Regions from separate parts of the Mus musculus genome. Here region 1 is linked to region 2. Evidence: chromatin loops called from intact Hi-C (ENCODE). Cell type or tissue: left cerebral cortex. All regions are shown on one strand. Links, peaks and the distances in the headings refer to the core of each region. The heading gives the core; the rest is flanking DNA.

The links. Peaks named below come from ENCODE experiments on the same cell type or tissue, not always from the same donor. Only the 100,000 strongest peaks of a DNase experiment are listed, where the experiment ranks them.
Region 1: a loop joins it to region 2, with 10 times the contacts of the local background. A loop is called at or near these places in 1 of 42 quality-filtered maps.

The regions. Positions count from the first base shown.
Region 1 is chr10:79,850,705-79,855,704 of GRCm38, reverse strand. It overlaps Ptbp1 (polypyrimidine tract binding protein 1), which reads right to left and starts at 1,273. Exons shown (of 14, transcript NM_001077363.2): 1 at 984-1,273. The coding sequence starts at 991. It overlaps E130317F20Rik (RIKEN cDNA E130317F20 gene), which reads left to right and starts at 734. Exons shown (of 1, transcript NR_029447.1): 1 at 734-4,328. In left cerebral cortex, for the core only: no CTCF peak of the experiment used is centred there; DNase peaks (open chromatin) are centred at 364, 1,344 and 2,162; H3K4me3 peaks cover 2,601 bases; H3K27ac peaks cover 4,326 bases.
Region 2 is chr10:79,763,670-79,772,208 of GRCm38, reverse strand. Rnf126 (ring finger protein 126) reads left to right here and starts at 5,257. Exons shown (of 9, transcript NM_144528.3): 1 at 5,257-5,456. The coding sequence starts at 5,382. In left cerebral cortex, for the core only: a CTCF peak has its summit at 3,634 (motif pointing left); DNase peaks (open chromatin) are centred at 3,621, 4,615, 5,125 and 5,665; H3K4me3 peaks cover 3,204 bases; H3K27ac peaks cover 2,173 bases.

The sequences.
Region 1 (5,000 bases), core at 1-5,000, 85 kb before region 2:
GGCTGAGGCAGGAGGACTGCCATAGGTACTCAGCTTGAAGCTAGGCCAAACTACTTTTCAGAATCGTGTTAAAAGGAAAGCCGCTTACTAAGCCTGGTGACTCAAAGCACTAGGGAGGTTAAGGTGGGGAAAATCAGGAATTCAAGGCCAGTCCTTATCCAAAAGCCAAACAAAAAGTTTCAACAAAAAAGTCGGGGCCTGGTGACGCAGGCCTTTAGTCCCATCACTACGCAAGCAGAGGCAAGCGCAAGCAGATCTTTCAGACCAGCCTACAATGAGATCCGGTCTCCAAAACAAACCGAAAACTACAAAAAGTTGCCAGTGGAGGGGGCATCCGGGAAGCATGTGGGAGATACGGATGCCAGGCCGGCGCCCACACCGGAGACCGAACTGAACCTCACTCTGGCCCACCCGCCCCTCCAATGGGGGGCCCTGGAGGCCTCCTCCGGACACCTCCCCCCAGGCGGGAAGGGCGGGCGCGTTCGGCACAGGTCCGCGCGCGTGCCCGCACCAGGGCGCGCGCCCTACTACGCGCGCGCACCCGGGGTCGCATGCGGCGTGCGAAGCGACATTGCTCGGGGCACAGGGCGAGCCGGCCGGATTGGAGCACGGCAGGCGGGAAGGATCGCAGCGGCCGAGCCGCTCCGAGTGAGCGCGTCTCACCGGAGGGAGCGCGCGTGCACGCGGAGGGCGGGAGGGGGGCGCTGGGTTCCTCCGGATGAACCGCGCGGGCACCGGAAGTGCGCTGGGCGAGGGGCTTAAGGGGAGCCGAAAGCTGGGTGCGGTCGCCCTAAGCCAACCGGCTTCCTTAAGGGCCTCAGACGCCCGGGATTCCGAGCGCGCCACGCGGAACGAGGCCACACGCACGCGCCCATTGCAGCGGTTAGAGGGATCGGCGGGGGCCAAAAGTCCACGCGCGCGGCAGCGATGGCTGGGACGGAGTGGTGAGCGGAGCGGCGTGCGAGGGGCGCGGCAGGACTTACCCGTCCATGGCACACGGAAGAGACCCGCGGGGAACGGAGCGGAGGCGCAGGAATAGCAGAAACCGACCCAACGGCTCCGAGTTATAGACTCACAAGATGGCGGAGACGCCCGCACACGTCCCCCGCGCGCGATCCTCATTGGTTCCCGCTGCGGTCTGTGGGCGTGGTCAACCCCGCCTGCCCCCGCCAGGGCCTTCTATTGGTCAAAAGGTTACTCCAAGGGCGAAACGCATCCAGACAGCAGACAGCTGTTGGGCGGGACGGCCGTCAGTCAAGACGGAAGACGGAAACGGCCGGTGGGGGAGGGGGAGGGAGTGAATGAGTAGACGCACGTGATACCATCTGAGCCAATGAGCGAGCCTTTGTTCGACCCGTGGGACGCCATCTTGAGAGTGGGTACGTGGCGGGTCAGACGCAGAGAAGCGTGCATTCTGGAGGTTGCCTCCATATTGCAAGCAGGCACTGGAAGCCGTTAGCCTCCAACGTGAGAGTAAAGCAAGCTGCTTCGCCATCTTAGAAGCGGGCAGAAAACCCCGTATTGCCCTAGCTTGCTTGTGGTCACGTGGCCAGAATTTGGCCTTTCAACCGAGTTTCTCCTGGACTAGATCGCAACGAGGTGGAGGCCACGTGCTTCATAGACGCAGTCGCGACTAGATTGTGAATCATCTCTTTCCGTCTTTTGTCTACCCACAGCAGCCAAGCTCCATCTGTGTCGCAGGGATGGGGAAACCGAGGAAAGGAGCCGCAGTGTGGCTGGTTCTGCCTAAAGCTGGGGAAACGAGGCTACAAACTCAGCAGCCGCAGAATCCACTGGAGGGACGAAACTCCGCCCTCTTGTACCTTCACCCCAGCAGCCAGGATTCTGCCTTCCAGTCCTGGGGTATCACAAAGCAAGACGGGTTCTCCAAGGCCTAGTGCAGGCTATAAAACAGATCCTTTGGTAGGACTCCCAAAGGCACAAACTATCCGGATTCTTGTCTGCCTGGTTATCTGCTAAAAAAAAAAAAAAAGCCAGGCAAGGGGGAAAAGTTTCTCCTCCGCCCTGCACGGGAGGTGAGCCCAGAGCACTGGCCTCCCTTTTCTGTAATACAGGGCTCGTGGGAGGCGGGGCAAAGGGGCTGGCGGCTATACTGGTTTCCTTGCAGATCTGGCCAGGGGCCCAACAGCCTTGGAGCCCCAACGCGGGCTTGGTGCCAGAGGATTCCAGCCTGGATTAGGGGCGGCTGCCGATTTCCATGGAGGCCGCGCTGGGAGTGAGGTCTTTCAGGCCCCAGCCAGCCGGCACAGCAGCTAGCTTGAAGGCCCAGAATCACTAATCAGGACCGTCTCGCGGATTTAGAAAACACATACACACACACAACAAGGCATAGGATTTGAGCCCTCTGGGACTCCCATCAGGTCCTGGCTGGACCATCAGGGATAAGGTTGGCTGCCAGTTTTTGTTCTCTGGGTGGCTGGTGCCAAGCAGGAGCCCCACCCTCAGAAGCTAACCTGCACGGGTGGCTGCCAGTGAAGTTGGAGGCTGCTCATGTCCAAGAAGCACAGGTCTACACTAGCAGAGTTTGTTGAAAGCCATTTCAGAGACCTCCCAGAACCTTTCTTATGAAAACGGTTTGTGTGTAGCCCTGGCTATACCGAACTCCTGCTGGCCTCTAAGGCCCAGAGATCTGCCTCCTGAGTTAATGGCCAGCCCCACCACGCCTTGCTTCCCGGAACCACTGAATGGTCTTGTTCACCTTCAATTCCTTATCTGCTTCCTGATCCGAATCAGACCTCCATTACCCAGTGGGGAACATTTAATTCCGAATCCCAACCCCTGCGCTGCAGAGACCCAGCCTGAGGCTGGCCTCACATAGATCCACTGCCCCTGCTTCCTGAGTGCTGGAATCAAAGGTGTGTGCCACCATGCCCAGCTAGAATTGTTTTTGAGACAAATTCTCAACTTTGTGACCCAGATTGTCCTGGAATTCATATCTCAGACTGGCCAGCAGTGATTGTCCTGTTTCCGAATCCTGTGGTGAAATGACAGGTCTGTGCCTCTATGCCTAGCCAGAGTGAGTTCAAGACCAGGTTGGTCAACATAGTAAAGAGGGCAGGGGGAGGGGGAACCTCTGCTTTGAACCCCCCAAAGAGGGCCTAGGGGTGTGTCTCCGGGGTGGAACCCCAGCCTAGAATTCCCCAATGAGTTGAGTGTAGCTCAGGGGTGGAGCCCCAGCCTAGAATGCCTCAGTTAGGGGCTGGGAGTATGGCTCAGCATTAGGACACTGGCCCAGCACACAGGAGATCCTGGCTTCCTTTTTCAAAGCTGCCAGAGCATATTTTAAAAACGATTAATGTTCTGTGTTGCTGCTGTGATGCAGCGCCCACAATGGACTGCCTCTAACGTCACAGATGTGAGCCTTGCATCTGGAGCCCAGAAGTCTGAGGCCGGGCTTTGCACAGGAAGTGCCTTTTCTGTCTCCCAGATTCTGGAGCTCCAAGTGTCCGGGACTTGTGACAGAGTCCCTGTGTGTGCTTCTGTCTTCAGACTGTCTCCTACTAAATCCGGCCTGGATAATTTCAGTTTCGGGACCCTGAACTGCATCTACAAAGAACCTTTGTGGTGCTAGGGCTGGAGCTCACTCCCACCCCGCCCAACTAGACCCGTGTTTGCTGCTCACTGATCACGCCCAGGGCCCCAACCATCGCTGGTCACAGTAACCCATCTCAAGGTTGCGAATGGCTTAGGAAGCCTGCACCCCAAATGTCCTCAAGTGGGCTGGCTTTTGGGAGAGAACCATGGTTTAGTGAGCAGTCATTTTTACTGCCTCCCTGTCTCTGCAGAACACCTGTTGGGGAAGACACTGCATTGTTTAGCTCTTCCACATGGTTGGCCTGACTTTGTCTCCAGCCTGCCCAGCGCCCACCTCAGCCTTGCCAGCTGCTGCTCATGAATGATTGAGGTGAGGAGGGACAGCTCACCTGGCCTTTGTCTGAGAGGCACACTAGCCTGCTTGTTACCAGGGAAAGTGATACTCCCCTGTAGGAGGAGATGGAGGCAGGGAAGAGGGGCCCTCAGAGCCAGGGCCAAGTGAAACTCTCAGAACAATACAAGGAAGATAGACACAAGCCTCAGTTTATTCCTCTATAAAAGGGAAACAAGGCCAGTGTCTCCACCAAAGGAAATCGTCTACAGGTTGTTATTTCTTGTTTGTTTGCCTTGCTGGGGATGGAGCCCAGGACTTCAGAACTGCTGAGCCCCTGTTGTCATGGTTACTGGGGATCTAGGAAGGAACCTTAAAGGCTGAGACCCTCCTGTCTTAACCTCTCAGAAACATGACCTGACTAGCCTGGGCCACCACACCCTCCTGCTTGTGTGTGAATTATAAATTTTTGTTTGTTTCTTTGTTTTCAAGACAGGGTTTCTCTGTGTAGTCCTGGCTGTCCTAGAACTCTGTAGACCAGGCTGGCCTCGAACTCAGAAATCTGCCTGCCTCTGCCTCCCAAGTGCTGAGATTATAGGCATGCACCAGGCGTGATGGCGCACACCTTTAATCCCAGACTTGGGAGGCAGAGGTAGGCAGATTTCTGAGAGTTTGAGACCAGGCTGGTCTACCTGGGAAGATCCAGACCAGCCAGGGCTACAGAGACTCAAAACAACAACAACAAAACTCTTTTTTTAAAGTTGTATATGCATGGTGTTGTATAAGGATCCCTTCCTCGTTTCCCAAATCTCTACTGGACAGTTTAGTCCAGGGTCAGGGAGTCTGGGCTGAGGAGATCCACTGAAGGGAAGTTTCACACTTTTACCCTTCTAACCCCAGGGTTCAAGGAAGGTCCCGTGAGGTGAGTTTCGTCCCTGAGCCCCGCACAGTAGAACATGACTGCTGTGTGCCACAGTGCATGAGCCCACAGACACACGGAATAACTAGATGCTGGGAACAAAAAAATTGTTCTTGAAGATTCAGGGGAACTCAGAACTTTCAACTCTGCACCCCCAGCAAACCTCTGTTGACCACCAAGATAGAAACAACTGAC
Region 2 (8,539 bases), core at 1,651-6,650:
TGCAAAGGGTTGAGTAAAGCCACAAGCATGGATTCTGTTTGTTGAAGCAACAAACTTGCAAACTTTATTTTCCATTTTATTCCTTGACAGTCCTGGGGACAGATCGCAGTCTTGCTGCACTGAAACCCAGTTTGTTCGGGTTCTGAGAGTAACTTTTACTGCATTTCCTTGGGTCTGTATGTATACAGGTAGGTCGGTCAGAGTGTACCTGTGGACATCTTTCTTTTCACCGAGGGTTCTCAGCCATCGGGGATTTCTGCAGCACTTCATTCACGGAGTCCTTTTACAGGCTCCAATTTTGTCAGTTTCTGTTTCCTAGCACTCAGACTTGAACCCATGTGATGTATGCTCTACCCTGACCACACCCCCTCACTTAGGGGTCCTAGGCCAGTGCTCCACCCCTAAACAGTGCTTCCCTCAGCCTGAGCTTTCTTCTTCTTCTTCTCTTCTTTTCTTCTTCTTCTTCTTCTTCTTCTTCTTCTTCTTCTTCTTCTTCTTCTTCTTCTTCTTCTTCTTCTTCTTCTTCTTCTCCTTCTCCTTCTCCTTCTCCTTCTCCTTCTCCTTCTCCTCCTCCTCCTCCTCCTCCTCCTCCTCCTCCTCCTCCTCCTCCCCCTCCCCCTCCCCCTCCCCCCCCTCCTCCTCCTCCTTTTCTTCTTCTTCTTCTTCTTTTTTTTTTTTGGTTTTTCCAGACAGGGTTTCTCTGTGTAGCTCTGGCTGTCCTGGAACTCACTTTGTAGACCAGGCTGGCCTAGAACTCAGAAATCCACCTGCCTCTGCCTCCCAAGTGCTGGGATTAAAGGTGTGTGCTACCACAGCCCGGCTTCTCACTGGGGTTTCTAAGCAGGGGCTATGGCCTCGACTCTGCTTTTTAAGACAGTTTCACTAAGTCGCACAGACTGCCCTGAACTTGTGATGCTTCTGTCCCAGTGACTCCTATGGCCAGGATGGCTTGTTTCCCTAGTGAAGTAACTAGACAGGAACTCCAGATGTCATGTGAAGCTGGTTGCCTGCTTAATGCAGAAACTGTAGGGTGGTGTGTGGAGCAGCCCAGTTCACTGTGCAGAGACTGAGGCCAGAGGTTAGGGAGAGCAGGGTGAGGAGTCAGAGCCACTGCACCAGATAGAGCTTCTCTCAGAGAACACTTAGTCCTTCTGGGAACAGGATGCTCATCACACAGGTAAGAGAAGCCTAGTGAGAACGTGTCCCTCTGCAAATGAGGGCTGAGGAAGGTAGAGCTTGCCTCTTGTGAGGTAGGAGGCTGGCAAGCCCTTGGTCTGAAGAAGGAAGAGAGCCTTGCACTGAGGTTCACAGGTCCAGCCTCTGTTCCCCACCATAGAACTCTTGAAGTCTTCCCCAGTAGGCGTCAAAGACCAAGGCAGGCACCCGGATCTCTTGTTGAGCACCGGCTTTGAAAGCCTTGTGAGGCCTGGGTATGCATTATCCCCTACCCCATGGTCTGTTTTACCCACGACAGAATTCACAAAGCCACCAGATTAACAGGAAGTGGACCCCTGCAGGCTGCTGGGTCCCCTGTGCCTGGTCACTTAACCCCACCCTGCAGAGCAATAGTGGATGTGAACCTGGGTGGCCACTGGCAAGCAGCAAGGTACAGAGAGTGGTGTGTGTGTGTGTGTGTGTGTGTGTGTGTGTGTGTGTGTGCTGGGGACTGCCCACAGCAGGCCAGGATGGAGACATCTTAGTGGCCTGTGGCAGCTCCTTGTAAAAACAGTTGTTCCCATTTCTCCTAACCTTATCCCTGGACAACGGCTGTATAGATTTCATTTGTGAGTGACTGCTTTTCAGTTGGCCTTGGTGTGCACAATTATTCTATTATATCTGACTTTCCTATTTCTTTCTCCTGCTTTGGTGAATTCTGTGAAACTAGATGTTCCTTGATGTAATGATTTTTAAACAATTAAAAATTGAGGCATAGGGCACAGCACAGCACAGCACAGCACAGCACAGTCCTAATGGCCCAGGTGCAAGCTGCGAGCTCTCATCTTGGAAACAATGTAATAACTGCACAATGCTAGACTAATTCTAGAATAATGCTTGACTTGCAAAAAAAGTTTGAAGAAATCATGTTTAGAAATATTAGTAGCTGGGTGTGGTCACACACACCTTTAATCTCAGCACTCAGGAGGCAGAGGCAGGCGGATTTCTGAGTTCGAGGCCAGTCTGGTCTACAAAGTGAGTTCCAGGACAGCCAGGGCTATACAGAGAAACCCGTCTCGAAAAACCAAAAAAAAAAAAAAAAAGAATAGAATTATTAGGAAAGAATAGAAATATTAGAAAATGAAACAGAGCCATACAGAGTCCATTATCAGAAAGTGAAGGAATTGACTAGGATTATGAAAAGGCATTCATATGAGAGACAAAGTCATGGAATAAGGGAACACAAACACGGGATACTTTAAATCAGAAAGGAAAAAACTATTTAAGTTATGAAATGAGTTTTGCACATTTGAGAGAGGTTCCTGGTCTCCTTTGGATATGTATGGATAAGCAAGTATAGGATACATAAAGTTATATACTAGTAAAACTAAGTCAAGACATTGGGACTCTTAGGAGAGTCATTGTGTGCAATGTGCAGAAGCAGAAAGCTAGCAGAATTACTGAGTTAAGGGTTAACCTGACTCTTTCTGGCCACTGCCTGGCAGCTCTGCCCATGTCATTTGTCATTAGAGCGTCACGGGAAAGCACGTGTAGCTGATCTCGGAGCTCTGACCTCTGAAGTACAATAAGTCAAAAGTTAAAGTTTAAATGATGGTAAGTTTGCAGTTATTATTATTTTAGCCACAGGCCTGGGAATAGGGGAAGCTTGAAACTTTGGGGAAAAAGTGTAATTCCTGGTTCTTTGTGGGACATGATTATTCTTTTGAATTTGATTTGGTAATGATTATACAATGTCTTTTTCTACCTGCTTTTGGAATACCAATAAAAGACTGGGGCAAGAGAAAGGTGAGAATGAGGTACTCATGAGGCGTGCAAGGTGTGAGGCGAGTGTAGGGTGAAAGGAGAGAGAATATGAGGGGTGTGTGTGGGAAAGAGAGTATGAGGAGAGAGTGAGAGGAGAGAGTGAGAGGAGAGTGTGTGAGAAAGGGAGCAAACGAAAGAGCACAACCGCAGCCTCAAGAGTACATACTGCGTCAAGCTGAAAGAGAGAAAGTGGGGGGGGGGGGGAGAGCTCAACTTTAAGCCTGTCAGTTTGTACCCGAAAAGTTGACTGTGTGAGTTTATTATGGGTCTTCCAGATATCACTGCTTCCAGTTGAAAACTCCGATCCTGTGTTGAGGCTAGACCCCGACTGTGTGTGTGTGTGTGTGTGTGTGTGTGTGTGTGTGTGTGTGTGTATGAGAAGGCTCCCAGGATGCAAGCTCTGCCATGGTTCAGAGAGAGAGGTTAAGCTATTTGCCCAATGACACAGCAATGGCTTGATTGGGAAGTCAACCCACGCCCACTGCCCCATAACTTTTCAACTACCCTGAGCTGCTCAGAGGAAGGTCTCTCCATTGAATATTGGCGTGTTTAAACGACTGAGGGGCTGCCTCACCACAGTAGACTTGGCTCTAGTGGGATAACTAGTTCCGATTGATGGGGGCCATGTGCCCTCTGGTGGTCAATGCCGGAATGGGTGGGAATGGGGACAGAAAGCAGGCCAGGTGTGAAGGTTGACTGTCCCTCCCCTTCTTGCAGGAATCCTAACTCTGAGTAACTCCTATTCTTTCTTCAAAACTCTGCTTGCAATGTACCCTCCTCACCCCCAGGAAGTCATTCTTGTGTCATCAGAGATATCCAAGGTCAGTTTAGAGTCCAAGCCTCCCCCCTGCCTTATGGTGCTGGAGTGTTTGTGTGCATTTCATAGACGCTAGATGAATGTTGAACGAATAAGTAAATAAATACAGGAACTAACCTCAGAAACATTCTGGGCCTAGCCTAGAAGACGACGCAGGCTTCATTCACTCCTGAAGAGTCACACGGGGTGCCTGCGGGCTAGAGGATCCTCCTTCTACCAGAGAATGCATCCCTTCTTCATCCTTATCTCGGGTGTTTGTGGAACACCTGATGTGTATCGTCCAGACATGATACTCCCTTCTGCCCGGCACTGTTTTTACAGATTATCAGGTGTACATAAGTGTATGTAGGAGGGCTGTAGAGACCGCGTGAAAAGGCAACATTGCAGCCGAGACTCCGGAGTTTGGGGGACCAAGCACTTGGAGGCACAGGCAGTGCAGTGCAAGCAAATATCCACAGGCAAGCTTGTCTGGAAGGCTAAATGAGGGGAAGGAAGCTGGGAAATGAGGGCTTGATGGTTCGAAGAAGAGGAGGAGTCTCTTAGGCCCCGTCCCTCACTTTTTTTTTTTTTTTTTTTTTAGGGATAGCCCTAACAACTTAAGCCATTGGCAAGGCAACCAAGTCCCGCCCCTCAAGGACTCCAACTTCGCGACTGTACTTGGCTTTCCGAGGCCTCTACATCCAATCCCGTATGCCGGAGAAACTCAGCCCTGTCGACTACATCCCCGCTCTGGAGATAGTCACCCGCCTTCAGGCTTGCCCATCCTCGTTGCCAAGGAGACGGCCCCCGCAAGCTTGGAGCTCCGCCTCCAGGCTCACGCCAAATTCCTAGGCGGATTCCAGGATTGGTCCCGTCGCTGTCTCGTCACCATGGAAACCCGGCCCCGCCCTGCGCAGGCTCAGCCTGCGGACCCTAAAGCTTTCCAGTTGCCTACAGGTTATAACCTACCCCAGGTTGCCAAAGAGACATCCCGGGCCCCCACGAAGGCCCCGCCCTTTGGTCGCGGAGGCTTCCCCGAGGCCCTGTCCCACGCAGGTTGCCAAAAAGTCTTCTCCCCCACGTAGCCCCGCCGCTCGCTGGCCCCCCATCTCTGACTTCTTCTGCTTCCATGTCTGACTTCACCTCCTAAAGTCATCGCCAAGGCGACCCGCCTTCGCGCTGTCCCTGGACTTCCGCACTCTTCAAGCGTGACTCCGCCCTTCCACCCCCAAGTGCCAAGCCCTCTAGACTCCGCCCACACCAGATAGGCCACGCCCCCAAGATGCTCTGCAGTCTTGACCCTCACCTCCGTCCCGGTTACTAAGGAGACTAGGCTCCGCCGCTTCGCCCCCAGGCTCCGCCCCACACACTGGACCCAGGTCTCTGGCTTCCGGAAATACTTATTTTGTCCTAGTGCGGCCACCGTTCTCCACGAGTCAGCCCCCCGCAGCGCGTTGCCCGCGTTTCTCCGCGAGCCCCACGCCTGCCGTGCGTGCCGTGCGTGCCATGCGTGAGCGTGCGCGGGCGCGTCGGCCGGCGAGGGAGCAGCAAACGGCCGGCGGCAGGCGCCGCGCGGGGGGCGGGCGGCGCGGAGGCGGCGGTGGCCATGGCCGAGGCGTCGCCGCAGCCCGGACGGTACTTCTGCCACTGCTGCTCGGTAGAGATCGTGCCGCGCCTGCCGGTGAGACCTGGGCGGGAGGGCCGTGGAGCTGTGCGCGCGAAGCTGGCTAGAGGGGAAATTGAGACCCGGCGGGGTGCGAGCAGCGTGGCGGGCAGGTCCAAGAACCTAGGGCGGCGGCGGGGTCGCCCGAGGGACGCAGGCTTGGTCGGACCCGGTGGGGCTCGGAAGCTGAGCTCCGCGCTGGGGACGGCCGCCGAGCGCGTGGCCAGGACGCGGGGGCGCGCGGCGCGGCCTCGAGCGCCGCCCCGGGCCTCGCTGCTGCGCCCAGAGGAGCTGCGAATCCGACGGCGGAGCTGGAGGGTCTGGGAAGGTCGTACCTGCACCTCCTTGCCTGTTACAGGCCTTGTGCTAAGGCTTCAGTGTGGCTTTGACCAGTTGCATCCCCCGGTCCCCACCTGGTTGTCCCCTGGCCTCCTGCTTCTTCCTCGTAGCTTTGGACATATCTATCCTGAGGACCCTGCTTGGGTGTCCTGCATCTTTTCCGGTTCAAGGTGGTTTTGTCCAGGTGCATGCCAGGGATCCTGCAAGTTTCTTGAGAGTGACTTTGACTAGGCTGGTATCCCCAGGCCTCCTCTCCCAGGACAGAACCTCCCACCTTCCAGGCATCCCTTGTTTCATACCCAGGTTTGAGGCTCGCTCCTGGAAAGGTGATCGCTCAGTACTTGCAACCTACCGTGGCCTTTCCAGGCCAAGCGTGGAGCCTGCTCCTGCCCTTCGAGGTGGAAGCCTGGGTGGGTCCTTGAAGAAGTAGTAGCTAGTTTGGTGTAAGCCAATCTACCATTGCGGAGAAGGTGGTGGAGTAATTAGCCAGAGTCTGTCAGGGTGACGACGGGGTGGGTGGTAAGAGGTGCTGTAGTTCCTTCTGGTCTCTGCACTCTCCCTCTGGATGGTGACACCATGACATTCTTCAGGGCGATTAACTCCAAGAATTCAGGTGGTGGCATACACCTTTTATTTCAGCACTTGGGAGGCAGAGGCAGGCCGATGTCTGAGTTTGAGGCCAACTGTTAGTTCCAGGACAGACAGGAACCCTGTCTAGGAAGGGGGGCAGCTTGGAGAGAGTGGTATGTGGGGTGCCAGGTGAACCTGGAACATAGGAATTGATTGTTATTTCTACTTGTGTTTCCTGTGCCTCAGCCTTGCCTCCCCAGATCTGCCTTGACGCCCCTGGACTGGGGACTATGCTGCCCCTTGGCACCATTGTGAGCTCTGGGAACTGTTTTCTGTAAGGAGATGGCCAGACCCAGGTGTACACCTAGCTGTCAGGTTTCCTTACTGGGACCAGAGCAGCACCAGGTTCTGGCTCAGTGCCCTTGAATAAGGAGGACCCTGACCTCTCAACTGCCACTGTGCCTGGCACGAGCCTACCTGTAAGCCCCAGTGACCCAGCATGGTCTTTGTTCTTACAGGGTTTGTATAGGCCAGCCAGTCAGGGAGTGACAAGTGTTTAAACAGAGCATGGGGGATGTTTTGTTTTGTTTCTCCAGACAGGGTTTCTCTGTGTAACAGCTCTGGCTGTCCTGGGACTCACTCTGTAGACCAGGCTGGCCTTGAATTCACAGAGATCTGCTTGCCTCTGCCTCTCAAGTACTGAGATTAAAGGCGTGTTCCGCCACCACCTGACCGGCATGGGTGGTTTTTGTATGAGCAGCTAGTGTGGGACAGGGAGCAGGGGCAGGTCTGTGGGTTCAGTGAGACTTGCCATGGCCCACACTCCAGAATAGGCCGTCCTATGCGGTGTTAGTTTCAGCTGCCTCTCAGACACCTGAGTTAACCGCCAGAGACACCCAGTTCCAGTGGTGGCATCTTCGCAGGCCCTGTGCTACCTCTTGCTGCTTTGCTCTAAGGTCAGATGGGTCTCAGCACAGGGTCGATTGTCAGCTGTAGCCCGAGCACAACCTTGGTGTATCAGCTGCCCATTGTGCTGCTCTCCCCAGACAAGTGAGCAGGGTTCTAATGCAGTGGCTCACAACTTTCCTAGTGCTGGGACACTTTAATACAGTTCCTCATGTGGTGACCCCAACTATACAATTATTTTGTTGCTACGTCGTATCTATAATTACGATACTGTTATAAATTGTAATGTAAATATATCTTACTAGCAGATTATCTGATACGGAACCCCTGTGAAAAAATCCTTCAACCCCAGAGAGGTTGTGGTCCACAGGTTGAGAACAGCTGTTCTAATAGGTAGCTTGTGCCTGTGCGGCTATGGCTGCAGCAGTGGCAGAGCTTCAGAGCTTCAGGGTGTTGGGAAGATGGCTTGTCTGGGAACGTGTCAGCAGGAAACAGATGAGTTGGCGAGAGGTGTGGGCAATGCGAGCCTAGACTTGATCGTCTGCTGGGTGTGTTGGTGGAGGCCATGTGATGTACAGGTGTGGACTCGGGGTGTCCATGGGCAGGCACCTGCAGCCTGCCTCCTTGTTTTACCTGCTCATGGGTCCAGGGAAGCAGATAAGGGAAGCCGATGCCTGCTGCTTGTGTGAGCACAGTGCCTGGCATGGGATCAAGCATGAGAGGTCCTGGCCTGGGTCCTGGGCAGAGACACTCCACAGACAGGGTCCCCGGCATAGTGGAGGTGTTCAGAGGGCAAGGCCATGTGCCGAGCAAAGTGATACATAGGCTGGCGAGACGGGTAGTGGCTGGCTTCTGGAGATATGTCACACAAACATGACCAAGGATGACGATTTTACACTAGGAGCCTTGGGCAGGGAGCTGGGTCTTTGGCTCCCTGTGTCTCACAACCCATCAGTTCCAGAAGCTACTGATCCTGTACAGAGTAGAGTAGGGCAGAGCAGAGGTCTGCAGACAGTAACGCTGTGGCCAGAGGCCCTCTCCAGCCCACTCAGCCCCCCACCCGTCCTGTAAGCACTCAGAATAGTCCTTCAGTATGTGTTACAAAGGTCATCTGAGTGTAGGGGACCCTATGTCCTGTGATATCCTACAGTCAGGTCTGAGACTGTAGGGGCTGGGATTGGGGGTCTTGTCTGGGCAGGATGTCACTGGGACCATGGAGACAGCTGCTCTCAGGAACAGAGTAACCAGAGTCAGGCAGGGCATGGTGACCCTTGGCATTAGCTGCT